Linked DNA regions of Homo sapiens: all the other regions are linked to region 2. A link is a contact called in ENCODE Hi-C or POLR2A ChIA-PET data. All regions are on one chromosome and are shown on one strand. The core of a region is the stretch at or near the end of the contact, and the rest is flanking DNA. Distances in the headings are between cores, read along the strand shown. Region 1 holds the start of CPT1A (carnitine palmitoyltransferase 1A). Region 2 holds the start of PPFIA1 (PPFI scaffold protein A1). Region 3 holds the start of INPPL1 (inositol polyphosphate phosphatase like 1). Region 4 holds the start of TPCN2 (two pore segment channel 2).

Evidence for each region. Hi-C counts contacts between places; a loop is a spot of excess contacts on that map. ChIA-PET counts read pairs that join two places held with the same protein, here RNA polymerase II (POLR2A). Pooled maps may share reads with other maps.
Region 1: a map with no recorded cell type shows a loop between it and region 2 (13-fold over the local background). The contact joins the promoter of CPT1A here to the promoter of PPFIA1 in region 2. A Hi-C loop is called at or near these places in 3 of 37 single-sample maps with no recorded cell type and 6 of 50 pooled maps.
Region 3: a loop to region 2 is called in a map of naive thymus-derived CD4-positive, alpha-beta T cell, with 9 times the contacts of the local background. The contact joins the promoter of INPPL1 here to the promoter of PPFIA1 in region 2. A Hi-C loop is called at or near these places in 1 of 168 maps with a recorded cell type or tissue (naive thymus-derived CD4-positive, alpha-beta T cell) and 6 of 50 pooled maps. POLR2A ChIA-PET finds 5 or more read pairs at or near these places in 1 of 52 experiments (naive thymus-derived CD8-positive, alpha-beta T cell).
Region 4: a loop to region 2 is called in a map of CD8-positive, alpha-beta T cell, with 14 times the contacts of the local background. The contact joins the promoter of TPCN2 here to the promoter of PPFIA1 in region 2. A Hi-C loop is called at or near these places in 2 of 168 maps with a recorded cell type or tissue (CD8-positive, alpha-beta T cell and naive thymus-derived CD4-positive, alpha-beta T cell), 1 of 37 single-sample maps with no recorded cell type and 10 of 50 pooled maps.

The regions. Positions count from the first base shown.
Region 1 is chr11:68,840,431-68,843,243 of GRCh38, forward strand. CPT1A (carnitine palmitoyltransferase 1A) reads right to left here and starts at 1,486. Exons shown (of 19, transcript NM_001876.4): 1 at 1,345-1,486. RefSeq lists silencers at 325-604, 655-754, 1,015-1,094, 1,305-1,354, 1,375-1,734 and an enhancer at 1,880-2,405.
Region 2 is chr11:70,269,185-70,271,939 of GRCh38, forward strand. PPFIA1 (PPFI scaffold protein A1) reads left to right here and starts at 1,506. Exons shown (of 28, transcript NM_003626.5): 1 at 1,506-1,730. RefSeq lists silencers at 1,091-1,640, 1,681-2,110.
Region 3 is chr11:72,223,517-72,226,216 of GRCh38, forward strand. INPPL1 (inositol polyphosphate phosphatase like 1) reads left to right here and starts at 1,251. Exons shown (of 28, transcript NM_001567.4): 1 at 1,251-1,650. The coding sequence starts at 1,469. RefSeq lists silencers at 207-606, 1,157-1,516, 1,527-1,736.
Region 4 is chr11:69,047,632-69,050,417 of GRCh38, forward strand. TPCN2 (two pore segment channel 2) reads left to right here and starts at 1,301. Exons shown (of 25, transcript NM_139075.4): 1 at 1,301-1,475. The coding sequence starts at 1,367. RefSeq lists silencers at 1,039-1,258, 1,379-1,548, 1,629-1,728.

The DNA.
Region 1 (2,813 bases), core at 236-2,735, 1.4 Mb before region 2:
TGGTGTAACAAAATACAACGTTGCAAAAGGTAAAACCGATTTTCATTTTATTCGGTAACTTACAAAGTTACCAGCTTCCTACTAAAATCTGCCCTTAAATATTTTATAACACACGGAGCCGAGAGGAACCGAAAGCCTGTGCCGAGTTGGGAATATTAACTTTGTTATGTATTTAACCTGGTAGGTAGTTGGGATTTTTAACTCTCTGAGTTGTTTTCTTTTTTTAAAGTAAGATCGGCCCTCATCTTTGAGTTCTGCGGCTTTAACGAAAGCCAAGGGCGGATTTACATTATAAAGACGCTGACCCATGGCCTCTCCTGACAAACCGAAAGAAGCCGGCTGTTGGCTGGCCGCGGCGGTGGCTCCGAGAAGGGGCTGCCCCGCGTGGCCCTGACCGCACCGTCGGGCTCGCAGGCCAAGTTCGCCAGGGCACGGCCACGTGACACCCCCACCCTCCCGCGGCCCCGCCGCTCCCAGCCCGGCACGACCTTGGGCACATGCTCCGCGCCCACCCGCCCTTGACCCAGCGCTGCACGGGAGAGGCTGCGGGGCGCTCCCAAGCAGGCACTGGGCCCGGCACCCTCATCCTGCTCACGGCAGCGCTCGGACCGCGCCTGGAGTCCCTGCGCCAAGGGCGTGTCCCGACGGCTGCACCGCGAGGGCGGGCATGGGGAGGGGGACCGGGGAGACGGACGCTGGGATGGGGTCAGCGGCGCCCTGCCGAATCCCGAGGGCCGAGCACCCCTCCCTCAGCCGCACTGCACCTGCCCGTAGGTGACCAACCCACGGGCGGACCCCCAGACCCAATCCTCTCCAGAGCCAGGGTGGGATGGGCAGGGACAGGAGCCGGAGGCCCTACTGGCCCCGGGCGAAGGCATCCTGGAAAGCATCCAGAGCGTCCAGCATCCCTCCCGCGGCCACCCGCAGGCTGACCGACCCCTGGGCAGACCCTCAGACTCAATCCAGTCCAGGGCGGATTAAGGAGTGGGAGACAAGGGAGCCGGTGGCCCCGCTGGCCCCGGGCCGGAGGCGTCCAGCCAAGTCCGGAGGGCCGAGCATCCCTCCCGCGGCCGCACGGGACCCGCCTGCGGATGGACCGACCCCCGGTGGACCCTCAGACCCAATCCCCTGGGGAACATGGGGAGCCCCGGCCTCTTTCTGGGTTCAGGATCTCCACAACCCCGCCGTCCGGGGGGAATACCGGGGTTCCTCTCGGCGCCCCGGTTCCGGCGGCGTCCCCCACCCGGTCCGGTTCCCGGCAGCCCCGCGCCCCGCCCGTCCCCGGCCCCCGCAGCCCGCAGGGCCGCCCCGCCACCCTCCCCACCGCGGGCGACCGGGCCTCACCGAGTCAGCTACGGAGGTGCGGCAGCGGCAGCGGCAGCGGCGGCGGCGGCGGCGGCGGTGGAGTGAACGAGCGGCGAGCGGGAGCCGGGGAAGGAGGGCCGCGGGCGAGGCCGAGCGCACCCGACGCCGGCAGCAGCGGATTGGCTGAGGCGGGTCCGGCTGCGGCGCCTGCAGGCGGGTGACTCCCGGCGCGCGGAGGGCGGGCCCGGGGCCTCGGCGGGGCGGGGCGTCCGCGGGGCTAGGAGGGGAGGGAAACTGAGGCTCGAGCGGGTGCTCGCGTCCTCGACCTCTGCCGGAATGGGGTCTAGGACGAGATTCCTCACCCTCCGAGCCTCAGTTTCCTCATCCGTAAAACGAGCCATCTCGTGGAGGCCGTGCGCATAAAATCGCTTAGCTCCGTGCCTGGCTGATCCTCGCGACTTATCTATCGGCATTGCCCCGTGTAATGCTCCAGGCACCCCCTGATGGTATTCACCCCTGACTCTTTCATGCAGACAAGGGTCGCGGGCCAGGAAATAAGTTACCCCACATCACCGAGCTGAGAAGCAACCGATCCACAGGGAGTGGTGGGGCGCGCCTGTAATCCCAGCTACTCGGGAGGCGGGAAGTCGCTTGAAGCCAGGAGTTCGAGGCCAGCCTGGGCAACGTAGCGAGACCCCGTCTCTAAAAAAAAAAGCGCGGGGAAGTGATAGATCGGACATTGGGTCCAGATCTGATTCCACAGCCCATGCCCCAAATCAGACCTTATACCACGAGTGGCAGTCATCGCGATCCAGAGGCAGCGTGGCTCCTCCTCATCTAGCTAGGATAAAAATGCCTCACTTGGGGGGCTTTGGTGAGATTTACTAAAATAATTCTTCCAGCGTCAAGAACATAATAGGTGCTGGGAGAGGAGTAGCTGGAGGCCAGGGCAGAGCGACCGAGAGACCCTTGTGCTGGAGCTCGGGAGAGGGGCCGGGAGCGGGAACTGAACATCCACCGGTCCCAGGAGTCTAGGGCGAGCGCAGCTGCAGGGGACCCAGGGGGTTGAGGGGGAGGGAGAGGGGCCCCAAGCGTAACAGGAGGGCCAAGGGGGTCTTCCTGACCGGGAGCCACCCCTCCCCTATCTTTGCCCGCAATGCTTCCAGGCGCGAGCTGGCGGCTCTGCATACAGCAGGTGCTCCATAAATGCACCGATGTTATGAACAAAGACTCTTTTAAACCTCTTTTATGAACCCTGCTCTTTTTAAGTTCGACCACTTCTTCTAGTTATGAAAAAATCCATGTTTGCAACCATCCTTCTTTCTGTATCATTTAGTTGTTACCGCAGAAGAATTTAGAAGAGAAAATGAAAGTTCTCCTTTGATCCCGCCCCCCACCACCGCTGCAGTTAACTCTCCCTGCGGTTCCCGGGCTCGCTGTTTTAAAGGAAGGCTAGGATGCAAGCTGTCTGTAAGGCTGTTTTGTTTTCACTTGGCTTACGTCGTAGA
Region 2 (2,755 bases), core at 256-2,755:
TATCTATGTGTAGTCAGTCAATAAATATTTATTGAATGAACGAATAAATTAATGGAAGGTGTTCCAGATCCTGGTAGGCGAGAGTCAGTCGGAGGGAGTGCTTGTTCTTGGTGCACTCACAATGGAGAATCAAGGAATTCACCTTGGACGGGCTCATTTCTCCCTCTCCTAGGCCCCGTGCAGCCTCTTCTCAGACTTACTAGTTCTGAGGGGCTCCTGGCTGCCTCACACCAACAGCAGTGGCCAGTGGACACTGGCGATGGTGTCCTGACATTTTGGTTTGTGAAGAGTTTGTGCTCCGAGTCAAATCCTGGGAGGAGTGGGGAGGGCATCCGCTTTAATTAATTAGAGGTGTCTCTATTCATCTCCGTATCTGCAACATCTAGCACAAGACTTGGCCCATAGTAGATGTTTAAAAATTCTTGCTGAGGCCGGGCGCAGTGGCTCACGCCTGTAATCCCAACACTTTGGGAGGCTGAGGCGGGCAGACCACCTGAGGTCAGGAGTTCGAGACCAGCTCGACCAACATGTAGAAATCCCGTCTCTACTAAAAATACAAAATTATCTGGACTTGGTGGCGTGCGCCTGTAATCCCAGCTACACGGGAGGTTGAGGCAGGAGAATCACTTGAACCCGGGAGGCAGAGGTTGCAGTGAGCCGAGATGGCGCCATTGCACTCCAGCCTGGGTGACAAGAGTGAAACAACGTCTGGAAAAAAAAAAAAACTTGCGGAAAAGATGAAATGACCAAGACTCGCGCAGTGCTGCCCGTCAGGCTCTCAACTAGTCGCTCTTCACATCTGATTCATGTCTTAAAGCAGCCTCGCAGGTAGGTCTGCATCATTTTCCCATCCTACATCGGAGGCGCTGAAGCCCAGGCGGGTTTCCCGAGTCGCCCGGGCCCACGCTGCAGAGTGAAAGCCACAGCGGCAAAGCCTGCACTCTGGACGCTGCGCCGGGACGTCCCCAGGTGCGGCAGGCAGCGCTCCGTAAGTGGGTCCTGGCGGGAACTCCGTCCTTCTGAACCCAGATCAGGCCCAGGGAGACCGTAGGGGCGCCGCGGCGGGCGGGGTCTGGGTCCTCGGTGGTGACTGAAGCCTCGGTTCGCTCTTCTGCAAGGTGCGAATCCAGAGCCTCCAGCTCGGGAGGGACCTGACGTGCCGGACGCGTCCAGCTCAGAACTCGAGGCGCGGTAGACACTCAGCAAAGGCCTCCGGCGTCCCTGCAGCCGTGGGGGGAAACTGGGGACGCCCGGAGGAAGACGCTGACCCGGCGAGCACCTGAGCGCCCACCTGTGGCTCATCCCGGAGACCGCCCCCTCCCCCGCGACCCGGGCGGGGCCTGGGGGGCGTGGCTCCCGTCTCGCTCAGCCAATCAGTGCCCCGGGGCCGCCTCCCGCCCCCTCCTGAGGAGACAGCGCTTGCGTACTCGGGCCAAGGTGCTCCTCGGGCCCCGCCCCCGGGGCGGTGCTGACGCTCGCGCCGACGCGCTCGACGTCGGGCACGTAGACGCCGGCGCCGCGCAGCCGGGCCCGCTCCTCCTCCGCTCCGCCAGTGTCCGGCCGCGGGCCGGCCTTAGTGACTGGGGCGGCGGGCCCCGGGGCCGCGGCGTGGGGCGGGCAGGCGGACGCCGGCCGCGGGCTGCTTTCGTCGGCTCCCAAGCTCTCCCGGAGCGAGCAGCCGCCCGCGAGCCGCCGCGGAGCCTCCTCGCCCGCTCCCGCCGGCGAGCAAGGTAAGGGAGCGGGACACTGAGGCAGGCTCGGGGCCCAGGCGTCACCGGCGCGTCCCGGTCTCCGCGGCGGCCACGCAGCCGATTAGATGTCTCCGCGGGGAAGGGTGCGCTCCGGGACGGGTGGGGGCGAGGCCGCGGCGCCGGGTCGCGCTGGGAGAGCTCCGGCGGGACACCCGCGCCCCAAGGGACGGCTCCGGGGACTGCGCGCTGCCCCTCCCCGAGCCCCGCGCCCCGTGACCCGGGCGCTGGGGCGAGGGGCGGGGACCTGTGGCCGCTGAAAGCCCTGGCCCGAGCGGGCTCCGTTGTCAACGGTCCTCACCCCCCGGGGTTCGGGGCTTCCGCCGCACCTGATACAGGAGGGGAGGAGTGCGGCTCGAGCAGGCTGGAGGTCACCATCCCCATCAGGTGCGCCGTCTGGGGCATCCCCCTCTCAGGGGTCCACCGCGCCCCCAGTACTGCCCGAAAGGCTCAGAAGCGACTTCCCCTTTCCCTGGCGCTGTCTTTATATCCCAGACACTTAATAGACTCTCGTAATCTCACCTTTCACTTTTCCCTCTTTCCTAGCCGCCCCCGGCTGTATCGACCTGCTATATTTCCATTGTGGATTTTTTTTTTCGGTTGTAAACTTACGTAAGTTAGGTTGACCAACCGTTGCAGCCATTGGAAAACACTTCTACCAGCGTTTAACGAATCCGGTTCCTTTTAGTGCTCACCAAATCCAGCCCAAGAATTCAGGGAGCCGTCAGTTCTTCCCGGGAGCTGACTGCACACATTCCTGCAAGATGCCTGATGGATTTTGTACTTGTCAGTTTTGCTGGTTGTATGCTCCTTCTGTGCTTTTCCTGAAAAATGATTGGGTGACATGTGTTTTGACTTTCTCCCCCCCTACCCCCCCACCCTCCCCACCCCACTGGGAAGTAAAAAAAATAGGTAACAGAAGCACACTTGTTTTCAGCAAAAACAAGTACAGCTTTGCAAACAGACTACCCCAGGGCTTGCCCTTTTTTGTGAGGGTAGTCCTTTGG
Region 3 (2,700 bases), core at 1-2,500, 2.0 Mb after region 2:
CGGGGGCGAGTGCTAATAATACCCGTTCGTTCCGCAGCCGCGCTTTACAGTTTACACAGCTGTCACCTTCGTTTCTCCTTAATTAATAATAAAAATAGCCGCCGTTCGGGAGCGCGGGCTGGGCGCCAGGCCCGGTGCCGAGCGCGGTACGAGCTCGGCCCCCAGAGCCGGCCCTCGCCACAGGATCCCCATTTTCCAGAGCGGGAAGCCGACGCTCAACCCCGCGCCGCGACTTGCCCGAGGTCACCCAGTGGGCCAGCGGCTCCGGGACCGAGGCGCGGGGCGGGGTGAGGCGAGGCGCGGTGCTGCCCCCGGCTCCCCGGGGCGGCGCGGGGCGGGGCGGGCGGCGCGGAGGGCGGGGGCGCGCGCGGATGGCCATCTTAAGTGGCCGCCTGGAGCCCAGGGCCGCTGTCCGGGGAAGGGGGCGCCGGAGCAGCCCGGGAGGTGGGGGTCTGCGTGCGGCGGCCGGGATCCCGGGAGGGAACTTTCTACTAGACGGGCCAGGGATCCTCCTGGCTTCGGACTGCTGAACCCCCTCAAGGCCCGGCCTGCGGGTGTGGGGGGTGGTGCTGGGGAACTTGGCCGAGAGGGGGAAGGGCTCTGCGGGGCTGGGAGGGGCTGCGTGAGAGGCTCGAGAACGTCGCACCTCGTCTGGGCCCCCCGCCAGAGTAAGAATCTTCAGAAGCCTGGTTAGCCAGGGAATCTCCCCGCAGGCTTTGCCGGGGGACGGTTCCCGTGGAGTTGGGGGTTCAGATCTAAGAGGGGGCTGCATTTCGCAGGAGTTGGGGGCCCCGCCCGCTTGGGTGGAGGGAAGAGGATGGGTAGGGGGTGGTCCTGGATCCTTCGCAGGTTTGGGGAACTCGATGCAGCCAAGCTGTAAGGGGGACGAGAGGAAGAGCCATGGAGTGGAATCAGACCTTTATGGGGCTTAGGGGTCATATCATTGGGAGAACTGAGAAGCGCTGAATTCTCCAGGGGGTGCCTGGATCCCGAAGTGTCGGGGCCAGGATGGGGGGACTCGGATTTCGATGGGGATTTGGGGACTGGATCTCCTCGGGTGAATGATGGGGGCAGGATCATTGTGGGGTCTGGGAGGTCCCGGGCCCTTCGGGAAGGTGGGGGCACCGTCCCCGCAGGAGGAGCTGGGGGCAGGGGCGGCCCGGGCTGCGGGCCGAGCGGAGGGGGAGGGGGCGGCAGCCGGCCCTGCGCTCCGCTCCTGCCCCTCCCCCGCCGCCTCTGAACAAACTTTTCTTTCTCTTCAAGTTGAGGCCGGCGCTGCAGGCAGCGGCGGCTGCGCGGTGAACGAGGCGGCCTGCGCGGCGGAGTGCTGAGTCCCGATCCCCGGCTCTGTCCGGCCCACGGATCCTCAAGCCCGGGCCCCGGGCCCGGCCCCAGCCTCAGCCCTGAGCGTCTCGGGGCGGATGGCGCGGGGCGGCGGGGGCGGGCGGTGCTGAGCCCTGCGCGGGCCATGGCCTCGGCCTGCGGGGCGCCGGGCCCGGGGGGCGCCCTGGGCAGCCAGGCCCCCTCCTGGTACCACCGCGACCTGAGCCGGGCGGCCGCGGAGGAGCTGCTGGCCCGGGCGGGCCGCGATGGCAGCTTCCTGGTCCGAGACAGCGAGAGCGTGGCGGGGGCCTTCGCGCTCTGCGTCCTGTGAGTGGGGCGGGGGCTCCTTGCGGGCTGGCGTGGACCGGGAGCGCGGGCACGGCCGGGTGTGGAAAGGGCCCGGGTGAGGGTTTCTGGGGCGGTGGGACGCCAGACCCGCCTCCACCCCCCAGAGTGGGAGCCTTGGCTTTCTCCTGGGTCTGAGGAGGGACGCAGGGGCACTTCCTGCTGTGTGTCTGGGGGCACTTTCAGGAGCCTTGAGGGTAGAGAATATGGGGTTCTGTGGCCCAGTGTGACTGTGATGACGAAAAATTCGGGCATTCCCCGGCAGACCCCTTCAGGCATCCTCCAGGTAGAAGGGAGCAGGGGAGAGGATGTGCATTCCACGTTGTGTGCAGTCCCGTTTGGATAGGGACTGAGTGGTGAGCAGGAGAGGGAGTCGGGGCAGAGGGACTGACGGGGTGTGTGGGGATGCCTGGCAGCTTCCTTAGGGCCCCTTTCGGTGCTTTGGGGTTCTGCCTGGCCGTGTATGGGTGGTGGGGGCGGTGATGGGTGGTGTAGAGAGGAAGGCTTGGGGAAGCAGAGGCTGAGGCTGTATGGGACCTTGCCATTATTTCTGAACCAATGAGTGAGTGTTTGAGCCCTGGCTCTGGGCTTGAGCCCTGGTTACCTGGCTGCCCTAGCCCTGAGCTATGAGTGCTGAGTGAGAGCAGAGCCAGACTTGGTGCTTCTCTGAGTGGGCCAGGTCCTGTGGCTGTGCCTTTCAGCCCAGTGTGGTTGGTAGTGGTGCTGGGGTGAGTTAGCACTCTTGGTTTTGCAGCCTTCTAGCGGCTTTGTACCTCCTGCCCTGCAGTCTGACATTGAGTTGGCTTCTGTGGGCCCAGTGAGTGGGAATCTGTGGGGGCTGCTTTATTTAGATCAGTTATTTAGATCTTTATTTAGATCTTTCTTAGCTCTGTGAACCCCCTCCCAAACTCCTGTCCCACTGTACCTTCCTTACCCCTTTGTTCTCCTGACATCTTTGGTCGGGGCGCACATTAGCCTAGACCAGGGGAGACCTTTTTTTTTTTTTTTTTTTTTGAGAAAGAGTCTCGCTCT
Region 4 (2,786 bases), core at 51-2,550, 1.2 Mb before region 2:
CCCCCCTCCCCAAAAGAGGGGGAAAAAGTAAAGAGGTATGGCAGAAGGGGAAGTCACAGAGATTGGAAGCGTCTTGCAGCACCTTTTTTTTTGAGATGGAGTCTCGCTCTGTTGCCAGGCTGGAGTGCAGTGGCGCAATCTCAGCTCACTGCAATTTCCGCCTCCCGGGTTCAAGCGATTCCCCTGCCTCAGCCTCCGAGTAGCTGGGACTATAGACACGTGCCACCACGTCTGGCTAACTTTTTGTATTTCAGTAGAGACGGGGCTTCACCATGTTGGCCAGGATGGTCTCGATCTCCTGACCTCGTGATCCACCTGCCTCGGTCTCCCAAAGGGCTGGGATTACAGGCGTCTTGCTGCATCTCGAAGCGTCTTCAGCGTGCTCTTGCTTGCTGGCTCTGATGATGGAGGTGTTCAAGCCATCGTGGAAGGAATGCAGTGGCCTCTAGGAGTGAGAATGACACCAGCCAACATCCAGCAAGAAGACGTGGACTTCAGTCCTAGGCCCATGGAGACAATTCTGTTAACATCCTGGATGAGCCTGGAAGTGGGCTTTCCCCAGAGTCTGCAGATAAGAGCCCACGGCAGCTGACATTTTGACTCTAGCCTCGTGAGGCCCTGAGACAGGAGGTTTCCTGCCCCGCAGGACTGAAAGATGATGAATGGGAGTTATTTTATATTTTCAGATTGTGGTAATTAGTCACTGTAGCAATAGAAAACGAATACAAGGTCTTTATGCATTAATGTTGAAAACACTTTTTATATACGTTGTAAATATTTTTTAAGTGTGTCATATGTTTTTAAACTTTTCCCTTAATGATATTGAATCCTCCTAATTTCACCATCAGAGGGTAAACTCCAGTTCCATTCTGGGGGGAGTCCTTTGCAGTCACCCCGTGTACTCAATACTCACATGCATCAGAATCACCCCGAATGCTTGTTAAAACACAGATTCCTGGGTCCTCCCCGCAGAGTTGCTGATTTAGTAGGTTTAAGGGCCCAAGAATTTGCATTTCTAAAATGTTTCCAGGTGATGCTGAAGCTTCTGGCCGGAAAGACATCCTTTGAGAACATATTTCCTCCCCAGCCCTCGGCCCTTAAGCCCCAGAACGCTGCCCCGCCCTGGGTGGAACGAAGCTGAGCTCCACCCTAGAGGGGCGGGGCCCTTTAGCTCCGCCCCACTCAGGAGAACCCCACCCCTCCCTCCCCGTTCTCATTGGCTGGGACTGCAGGGATCCCCTGCGCCACAGTGCCGTGCGCGCGTCAGCAAAAACGCCAGGGACGGGGTCTCCGCGCCTGCGCAGTGAAGCTGGGCGCCTTCGGGGCTTGAGCTTCTGAGGGTCGGGTCCAGCGCGTGGGCTGCTGGATGGCGGAACCCCAGGCGGAGTCGGAGCCCCTGCTGGGCGGGGCCCGCGGCGGTGGCGGCGACTGGCCGGCGGGGCTGACCACTTACCGCAGCATCCAAGTCGGCCCTGGTGAGCCGCCCGGACCTGGGGAGGGGACTGGCCCGGGAGACCAGGGTCGCGCGTGGGGGTCCCGCTGTCCCAGCACCCCGCTTTCTGCCGGGCGCGCCCCCACCAGGTTCGAGTCCGAGCGGGGCCCGGGCCGCGCCGGGTGCCAGGCGAGCCGGTGTTCTGAGGGCGAGTGGGCTGCGTCCTGCGGACCCGGACCGGGGTCAGGGCAGAGCTGGGGTCTCTTCCGTGTCGCGTCCTGATCCCGACCAGCTGGGCGAAGAGGCCCTCGCCCAGCCTTGGGCAGCCCCGAGGGAACCGGCCACCTGCGGCAGGCACCCTCCGTGTGCCCGGGCGGGCCCAGACCCCATACTTCCCGACTGTCGCCGTAATGAGGGTCGCCTAATTGACTCAGAGAAGGCAGCACTTTGATTTTTCCCGTTTCTTCTGGAAAAAGCAGAGGCTCACAGAGAGGCGTTACCCTACCCAAGGTCACACACCCAGTAAGTGGCCGAGGTGGGATTCGAACCAGTTGGGAGCTAGGAGTCCTTTCTTTGTAGGGTGCCTTTCCCCGTCCCACTTCCCGTGGGGCTGGGGCGGGCCCCCTAGACGGGGGCGGCTTCCTCTCCTTGCCCTCTGCCACCCCAGAGTCCCCTCTGCACTCCCTCCTGCCCTTCCCGTTTTTTGTCCTGGTCTGAAGATTGCTGAATCCGCCCCCCGAGGGTGGGGTGCGTCCGCCCCTCGCTGACACCAGGGGAATGAGATTCTGGATTAAGAGGTGGAAGGACCTTAGCTTCACTTCACAGATGAGGAAACTGAGGCCCAGAGAGGCCCTGAGACCTGCCCAAGGTCACAGCCCTCTGTTCTGGTGCGGCTGCTGCTCGAACCACTCTGAGAATTCACACCTGGCTCCTTCCCTCTCTGGCCTCTCTTTCCTTCTTTCCTCCTCTGTCTGGAAGGAACTGGGTTGGAATCCTGGTGCCCACCCACTGGTCTGTGGCATGTGCCCATCCATGGAGTAATGAGGGGCCAAGGAGGGGACCCTGACGAGAGATGAAAAACCAGAGGCCAAGGTGGCCACCCTGTCTGCTCACCTCAGAAGCTGCCTCCAGGAAGTTCTTCAGGTGCTTCCTGGGACCAGTCAGGAAGGAGATCTGCAGGGAGCAGCTCTGGCAGGCCCCTTGATGAGACGCCCAGCATATGGCACCGTTCAGGGAACACAGACTTTGTGTCTAGGGGTCTGGGCGCCTTTCTGGGGCTGCACTGGCTGTGTGACCTTGGCAGGTTGCTTAACCTTTCTGTTTCTTTTTTGAGATGGAGTATCACTCTGTCACC